Linked DNA regions of Homo sapiens: regions 1 and 2 are each linked to region 3. A link is a contact called in ENCODE Hi-C or POLR2A ChIA-PET data. All regions are on one chromosome and are shown on one strand. The core of a region is the stretch at or near the end of the contact, and the rest is flanking DNA. Distances in the headings are between cores, read along the strand shown.

Region 1 (2,700 bases), core at 154-2,653, 2.1 Mb after region 3:
TAATACTTCTTGTTATCTAACCACAATTTGTTTTGTTAGGCTTGCTCATAACACTCCAGGTATTATTCTTCAACACACCCCGACAGTATCTTGTTACTTTGTCATTATTTGTAATGTTACAGATCTGAACTCGCTAGTTACTCATCACATCATTACTTCTTGTTATTTTGTCATACTTTGTAATATTGTTGTAGCTCTTAATACTCTGATTATTTTTCATCACATTGGTACAATACTTCTTATTACTCAACCATTATTTATAATGTTCTTGTGACTATTAATACATTGGTCATAAATTGTCATATTACTCCAGCAATTCTTGTTAATATGTCTTTATTTATATTACTATTGCTCCTAAGATTTTAGTTAATATTTCTTTTAATAGTTCACTGTAGTATCAATAATACATTATATTATTATATCACTACCACTAATAGTATTTCCCTTAATAGTATTTTCATTGTTCATCTTTCTCCTACAGTTCGTTTGCTAGTTTCCTACAGTTTGGTAATTTGTTACACTATTACTATATGTTATATTAGTGCAATTGGTTTTAATAAACAGTCCTTACATTGTTCCTCTATTTAGAATTACTTTGTCTTTAATCCTTTTAAAAATTGTGATTACTATTTTCACTTGATTCTGAAAGTGACTATGATTGTATTATTTGGAAGTTCACGTGTTATATCAGTTATGCCGATTAGCCCTTTCTTTGGTAATTGTTCACATTCCAATAATCTTTAATCATCGATCATTATTTATATATAATGTTCCTTGCTTTAATTTTGACTAGTCTATTGCATCAAAGGCTCTGAGTCTAGTGTTCTGATCACTCACATATCTACACGGATTTTCGCTCCAGTACCGGGGCCCTCTTCCTTGGCCTTGCATATTCTGCAAACACCAATTTCCAGGCCACCGCTCCGCCTGTCACGGCCTTGTTCTTAGGGTGCTGGCGCTGTCGATATTTCTATGCTCTTGGATCTCTAGACCCAATTCATCGCGTTACTCAGAGAGGAGGGCTCGTGCCCCAACTACTGGGTGTCGGGCCGAGGCGGCGGCCCGACCCAAGGCACTTCGCGCCGCCTTCCTGCAACTTTGACCGCCCCTGAAGTTCTTCCCCGGGTCGCGTGACTCACCCCTTTCCAGCTCATCCTCCTGTCCGTCCCCGCAGCCTAACCCTGAGCCCCTGTGGCCCCAGCCCCGCACGCCCAGCTCGTCCCCACTCGGCTGGAACCCACACTCACCCTAATTGCGGTGCCGCATGCGGAGGCGCCAGCGGCCCGAGGTCCCCTGCAGGTTCGGGTCCGAGGAGCGCGGGACGGCCGGGGCTCCGACTCCGCGCCGCTGGGTCAGGGTCCAGCTGCCTGCCGTGCCCTCGGGGCTGGACACATCCCGGCTCTGGAGCGGGCCCTTGATCTCCAAGGCTGCACTTTGGGGCCTCAATTCCCTCCTCCTCCCTCCCTCCCTCTGGGGCCGCCCCCCCTCCGCGCTGACGTCGCCGCTGTCAATCAGTCTGCGCCCGCTGTCCCCCGGGGAGGGGGGCTCCAGGGTTCCCCGGCGTCGCGGTCCCCAAGATCCCGAGCCCCACGCGAGCCGCCGGCTCCTCCACCGCGCGGCCCAGTGCCCTCCTCTTGGCCCTCGGGCCCCGCGAGCCGGGTAGGGGCTGGGAGCCCCGCATGGTTTAGATTAGAGAGGCGGGAAGCAAGGGCGAGCAGCCCGGCTCTCAGCCGAGGCTCGACAACCAGGAGGGCTCGCCTGGCCCCGCCGTGCCCGAAGACTAGGACGCTCCACGACCGGGTCTGGCCACCCCCTGCCGGCGCCCGCTTCCAGGCAGCGGCTTCTACGGATCCCCGGCCGCAGAGCCCCGCTCCCCAAGCCCTGCTCCCAGCTGTGCGCGCTGTTCATTTGGGAGCCCCGGTCCCGAGGTCGCAGGCGCACACGCGCCTCACAGGCCCACGCTCCGCTTCCCTACCATGCCCACCACGCGGCCTTGCACTTCCAGGCCCTGGGCACGGCCCTTCTGCTCACCCGCCCTCCTTGTCCCGGCCCAGGGGGCCGCGGGCGCTGGACCCGGCCTGGCGCGCCTCGAAGTCGGCCGCGGAGGTCAGGGGTGAGGACTGGGAGGAAGCCCGGTGGCCGGGTGCGGGGCGGCGGCGGCAGGGAAGTGCTGGGCCGGCCTCTGAGTGGAGCCGAGTCCGGCTCGGGCCTTGACAGAGCCCAGGCCGGGCTGCAAGGTGCCAGGCTTGGCAGAGCCTCCTGGGGAAACTGCGGCCCAGGGCCAGGATTCCGCGGCAGCTCCTTGAGATCCTGGAGAGCTGAAGAGGAAGCCCAATGCCTGCCCTAGTCTAGGAAGTGGAGACTGGGGAGCGTCCTGCTCCCAGCCACCCGGTTCTTTCCGCCTCAGAAACGGAGTCCCGCTCAGCACCTAGACCTCCCTGCCCAGCCTCTGAGCTCTCTGTCTCCACTTACCTCTGTTTCTCTCTGTCTGTACCTCCCACAGGACGCTGCCTTTCCACTAGCAGACGGACCCATGCGGACCCCAGCCCGTGCCCCAGCCTCCCCGCCTGTCACATGCCCAGAATCCTGGGGCAGAAATAGGCCTGCCCACCCATCTGCAAAGACAGCAGAATCCTCATCAATAAGGATCCCCAGAGTGGTCCCTTAGTGCTTAGCATGGGCTGCATCCCTCCCTCCACC
Region 2 (2,813 bases), core at 65-2,564, 2.0 Mb before region 3:
TTTTTTGAGGGAGTCTCGCTTTGTCACCCAGCCTGGCGTGCAGTGGTGCCATCTTGGCTCACTGCAACCCCCCCACCCCCGTCTCCTAGGTTCAAGCGATTCTCCTGCCTCAGCCTCCCGAGTAGCTGGGACTACAGGCACGTGCCACCACACCCGGCTGATTTTTGTATTTTTAGTAGAGACGGGGTTTCGCCATATTAGGCAGGCTGGTCTCGAACTCCTGACCTCAGATGATCCTCCAGCATGGGCCTCCCAAAATGCTGGGATTACAGGCATGAGCCACCGTCCCCGGCCCTTTGTTTTTTAAAAGGAAGAAAAGTTAATTATTCGCTCATAACATAAGGAATCATTCTATAGCAGCAGCAGAATAAATACACAATGCTCTGGGTTTGTGACATATTTTCTCATTTTAACGGAGAAGAGAAGGTTGTGTGTGCCTTATAAACGTTTTTGGGCAAATGTGGGAGAAATTCAAAGGTGACAATGGGGTGAGGAGTTTTCGATACATTAAAACGGCATGCATGCCTTGTCGTTTGGAGTGGGAAAAAAGATATTCCTATCGGTTTAATATGTAACATATGGCAGAAGAGGGGACTTTGGAAGAGTAACGGGTATGCAGTTGTTTGGGAGAGATGGCCAATGTGTGCCGCTACGAGGGTCTTATGGCCAGCAGGTTAGGAAGCTGGACCTAGGTCTTCAGGGCACTGAGGTATGCCTCCTAACTGGTGTTAGCACTCAGGCCTATACTGGCGGATTCACACCCCACTTTCACACATGCACAAACGCAATTCATCCACCAACTGCAGTCCTATATTTACCCGAACTCAGATGCACGTGCACAAGCGCGCACAGGCATGCACACGCCTCCAGCGGCTGGGCCCGAGTCCGCCCTATGACAGCGGGCCAGCCAACCCCAGGGCCGGAACTCCCTTTATAAAGTCCTCCAAGCCCAAATTCCCAGGGAAACTTGAATAGAGGTAGAAAAGCGTTTGATGATAGAAAAAAAAAAATCTGCTTGCTTGCAGTTCTTGCGATGGCCATAATGCTACCAGAAACTGTTGCATTCCAGAGCCGGGGAGAGCGAGGGCAGGCAGGGGGAGGAGGCGGGAGCAAAGAGGCCGGAGAACTTAAAAGAAGAAATCAGAACTCGGGCTGAGAATGCCCTCGGGGCCGCGGGGGGCTGGCAGGGGGCGGAGGAGAGGCCGGGGAAGGGTTAACGCGGGAGCGGAGCGTGCGGCGGGGGCGGGCCGGGGCGGGGCGGGGCGGGCGCGGGGCGCTGTCCCTTTAAGGCGGGCGGCGCGGGCCGGCCGAGCGCGGCTGTGATTGGCGCGGCGGGATCACTGGCTCCGCGAGCCTGGCCCGGGGGAGTCGGCTGGAGCCGGCTGCGCTTTGATAAGGTCCTGGCAACTCAGTAACAGCCCGAGAGCCGGGAAATAAAAATAACCCCTCAGAGCGATGGATTTCGGGGCCGCCCGGCGGCCGAGGCGCCCGCCGAAGGCCCTGCTGTAAAAGGTGGGGGTGGAAGCTCGGCCCCAGCGGAGCCGCTTCAAAGAAAGCCCCCCTCTTACAGGGGGCGAGGTCGCGCCGAGCCGCGGCGTGGGCGCGGGGGGCGGGAGGGGGCCCGGCCAGGCGGAGGCCGGGCCTGGAGGGGGGCGCGGGCGGGGCGGCCCTGCGGAGCGGTGGCGGGGCTGCGGGGGGCGGCCCGGGGCGCGGCCGGCGCGTACCTCCCTTTCAGGACCGTGCGCTCGGCTCGCGCCTTTGAAGTGCACAGTTAAATCCACAGCGCAGTTTTTGTTGGAAGCGCCCGGAGGACATTTGGTGCGCCGAGTGACTGCTGGAAACAGGACCTGCGTTGAAAGCCGGGCCGGGCGGGGGCGGAGGCCCGCTCGGATCTTTTGCATAAAAGGGGCGGCGGGGCGCGCCGTTCCCCCTCCCCGGCCGGTGGCTTTCGCTCTGAACCCGGGATTGTTGTTTCCCGCACCCCCTCCCCCGCCGCACGACTCCCCATGTTCCCCGACGCCGCGGCCGGCCCGGGGGGGCCCGGGGCTGCCGCCGCGAGCCGAGCCGGGGGCCGGGGCCGGGCCCCTGCCAGGGGCGCCTGCGAGGTCTCGCCGCCGAGCGCGCGCGGGGATCAATGGTGAGTGCCGAGGCCGAGGCGGCCGGGCGGACCGCGCGCTTTGATGTGCGGGGCGGCCCTTTGAAGTTGGCAGGCCGGCTATTTCGGGGCGCGCTAGGGGCCGGCGCGGAGGGGAGCGGCGGACCCGGCGCCCAGCGTTCCGGGGGGCTTGGCCGGGCAGCCTTGCGCGCCCTGCGCCGGAGCCCCCTCCCCAGCGCGGTGACCGGGTTGGCGGGGGGCCCAGAGAGGAGACTTATCCGAGTGGCGGCAGTGGCGGGGGCGGAGAGGGGGCAGATACCCCCCGGGGGTCGCGTCGCTGTCGCGGTTATGGATGTGAGTCGGCGTGTGAGTGCGCGCGGGAGTGCCTTTGGGAGGTGGGATGAAAGGGTAGCGGCGCCCCCCGCTTGCCCTCCCCCGCCCCCCGCCTCTCCTCCGCCCCATCCTCTCCTCCTACTTCTCTTCCCCCTCCCCTTTTCCCCTCCCTGCCGCGGGTCCGCGCTAAGGGGCCCACAGCGCTGGCGGAGGCTCAGTCTGCGCGCAGGACCGGCCCAAGTCCGGGGCGCCCGTGTCCCTCGCGTCCCTCCTCCCGGCCCGGGCCCCTCGCCCGTGGCCGCCCCGGCCCCTTTTGCGGAGAGGCAGAGACTCCGCGCGTCGCCATTTCTGGACTAGGCTGCTGCTTTCTGTGCTTTTTCTGCGG
Region 3 (2,968 bases), core at 89-2,588:
TCGGCCTCCCAAAGTCCTGGGATTACAGGCGTGAGCCACCGCGCCCGGCCAGTTTTACTCTTCTTAAATCTGATGTTCATGGCATAAAGCAGGAGTAGTGGCTTTAAATATCACTAGCCACAGCTTTCAGTTGCTCTGATCGCTATCATTCACAACTTTGAGTAAAAGGAAGAAAGAAAATTCTTCCAACTGACTTATTCAACTTTCAAAAATGAGTTTGTTGCAATGCCAGTTTAAAAGCTCCCCTACTACACCGTGCTTCTATAAAGGATTCTCAAATTGATGTATGTCCAGCAAGACTTACTACTAAAGGTCACACAACTGTACTAGCACGAAACAAGCCAAGAGATAAGGCCCTGTCATCCTTCTGTGTTCAGGAAACAACGGCGGGATCATGCCACAGGCCAAGATTTCCAAAGAGATTGCTTTAGAGAGAATGGATATCAGGAAGCAAGAGCAACAGTAATTCTGGCAGAAGGGCTAGGATCCATGAGTACCCGGGGGGGGTGGGAGTAGGGGGCGGGGAAGCTTGTACAATAGATCGTCTTAATAGAAATCTAGTGTGGCCAGGAGTGCACGACCACCAATAGAAGCGCCTGCATTTTCCTTCACAGCTATCACTCTCTCTTCCCTTCCCCGCCCACCAACGAAAGCAATGCGGCAGGAGTGGAGAGCACGGGATGAATAAATGGAGTATCTTTGGGGCGTAAACCCGGTTTTAAGACCTGTTTCCACCCCGAAATAGCTGCCTGACCCAGGCAAGTCACAAAACCGTGCCTCAGTTTCCCCACTACACTGCCGACTACACAAGAATGCTGCCTGGATTAAAGGAGACAGACAACGAGTACGAAACCTTCAGCACAGGGCCAGACAGAGGAACCGCTCCGTGGCCCTAGGGCGAGTCCGCAAGAGGGTTCTGAGGCCTGGGCTCCGGCCCGGAAAGGGCGCTCCCGGGGCCCGCTCCCCGCCAGCTGGGTTCCGAGCCCCTGCCCGGCCCACCTTGTTGTTGTACTCCTCCACGAAGCTGCCCAGCGCCAAGCGAAAGCGCTTATCGGGCCGCACACTCCAGTTCATCGCGTAGACTGTCCAGGGCGCTTCATACTTGTAGATCTCCTTCCGTTTGCCGTGCAGGGACATGGTGGCCACGGGGCCGCAGTACGGGCCGGGTCAACAGTGGGCTGCGGCGGGCGGGGAGCCGAGCCTGAGATCTATGGGTCCGAAGGGAGGAGAGGAGGGGGCGGGCAGGAACGGCCTAACCCGGAAGCGGGGATGCGGCGACAAACAACGACGACGGCCGAGCCCGACCCCTAGTTTCAAACCAGCTTGGGAACGGACGACAACCACCTTCCGTTTTGGGACGCCGCCCCGCCCTCTCGGAACGGAAGCCGCCGGACCCCCGCAGCGGCACCGGCCGTTGGTTGCCTGACACGTCCTTTCGAAAGGATTCTTTCTTGTCATTGGTTATTGCGGCCGTAGCGTCTGAAATCTCCTCGCTATTGGGTTAAATGTTTGTCATTGCAACTACTCGCCCCGCCCAACTCTCGGAGGCAGGCGCTTTGGCAGCCCCAAAGGTCATTGGTTGGCCAAGATGTCAGTCAGGCAGATAACGGCTCAGTGCGGGTGGTGGGGGCGTGGGTGGCCTGGAGGCGAGCGTGCTGTAGCAGCGGGCCTCCAAGTTCTAGGCCAAGTCTCTGAGAGTGAAACCGTCTGTGACCTGCGCTGACTTCCCCTCCGCTGCTGCTGTTCTGAGCGGCCTCTCCACGCTGTCGAGTAAAAGTACAATTCTGCCTTAGTGGAAGACCTACTGACTTTCGCGGGACAGAGCCCTGCGGCCTGGCAGCCTGGCCTGCGCCCAACGGGTACCACCTTCCCGCCCCATCTCTTCCCAGGGCCCTTTTAACCCGAAAGCTGCTCTCTCCGTGCCTCAGGGACAGGCTTCGGGCGCGCAGATGCGCTCAGGGCCAGGCCAGCTTGAGTCAGGCCCTCCCGCGCTTTCCTGCAGGATCTAGAAATGTCCCCGAATTCTGGGGTAGGCACCGACCCGACCAGCTTGGCTCTGTTTTTGTCAGTTCCCATCCTGTACCCTTCCCGCCGTGGATCCCAACGCAAATGCTAATCCAGCCCCAAAGGTATCTGTGCCTGTGAGTTGGAAAAGGGGAAGGGCCAGAGACCAAATGACACCTTTATATAAATTATTTCCAATTCTCAGCTTTCATCAAAATTGAAGGAGGTTTGTATTGAATTGTTGGATGATAACATTAAATACTTTTTTTTTTTTTTTTTAAAGACAGGGTCTTGCCCTGTCACCCAGGCTGGAGTGCACTGGTGTGATAAGGGCTCACTGTAGCCTGGACTGCCTAGGTTCAAACGATTCCCCCACTTTAGCCTCTGGAGTAGCTGGAACCACAGACATTTGCCACCACACCTAGCTATTTTTAAATTATTATTTGTAGAGATGAGATCTCTCCATGTTGCCCAGGCTGATCTCGAACTCCTGGGCTCAAGCGATCCTCCCACATCAGCATCCTAAAGTACTGGGATTACAGGCTTGAGCCACCATTCTGGGCACTAAATATAATTTTTAATGATAAATGATTTTTCCACCTCCCAGGTTCAAGTGATTCTCCTGCTTCAGCCTCCCGAGTAGCTGAGATTACAGGGGTGCACCACCACAGCCAGCTAATTTTTGTATTTTTAGTAGAGATGGGGTTTCACCATGTTGGCCATTCTGGTGTCGAACTCCTGACCTCAAATGATCTTCCAGCCTCGGCCTCCCAAAGTGTTGGGATTACAGGCGTGAGCCACCGCATCTGGCCAAGAAATCCTCTTTTTTTTTTAATTTTATTTTATTTTTGAGATGGAGTCTCACTCTGTCGCCCGGGCTGTAGTGCAGTGGCACTATCTCGGCTCACTGCAACCTCTGCCTTTAGGGTTCAAGTGATTCTCTTGCTTCAGCCTCCTGAGTAGC

Evidence for each region. Hi-C counts contacts between places; a loop is a spot of excess contacts on that map. ChIA-PET counts read pairs that join two places held with the same protein, here RNA polymerase II (POLR2A). Pooled maps may share reads with other maps.
Region 1: a loop to region 3 is called in a map of breast epithelium, with 34 times the contacts of the local background. The contact joins the promoter of TBX4 here to the promoter of DCAF7 in region 3. A Hi-C loop is called at or near these places in 1 of 168 maps with a recorded cell type or tissue (breast epithelium). POLR2A ChIA-PET finds 5 or more read pairs at or near these places in 2 of 52 experiments (HEK293 and OCI-LY7).
Region 2: a map of CD8-positive, alpha-beta T cell shows a loop between it and region 3 (26-fold over the local background). The contact joins the promoter of AXIN2 here to the promoter of DCAF7 in region 3. A Hi-C loop is called at or near these places in 2 of 168 maps with a recorded cell type or tissue (CD4-positive, alpha-beta T cell and CD8-positive, alpha-beta T cell) and 5 of 50 pooled maps.

Annotation. Positions count from the first base shown.
Region 1 is chr17:61,451,125-61,453,824 of GRCh38, reverse strand. TBX4 (T-box transcription factor 4) reads right to left here and starts at 1,403. Exons shown (of 9, transcript NM_001321120.2): 1 at 1,248-1,403. It overlaps LOC124904042 (a long non-coding RNA gene), which reads left to right. Exons shown (of 2, transcript XR_007065872.1): 2 at 1-583. RefSeq lists an enhancer at 592-1,433.
Region 2 is chr17:65,560,149-65,562,961 of GRCh38, reverse strand. AXIN2 (axin 2) reads left to right here and starts at 1,314. Exons shown (of 11, transcript NM_004655.4): 1 at 1,314-1,512. RefSeq lists a silencer at 1,151-1,300.
Region 3 is chr17:63,548,847-63,551,814 of GRCh38, reverse strand. It overlaps DCAF7 (DDB1 and CUL4 associated factor 7), which reads right to left and starts at 1,338. Exons shown (of 7, transcript NM_005828.5): 1 at 1,000-1,338. The coding sequence starts at 1,137. It also overlaps a transcript of KCNH6 not described here. RefSeq lists silencers at 845-994, 1,015-1,064 and enhancers at 1,215-1,294, 1,735-2,124, 1,424-2,408.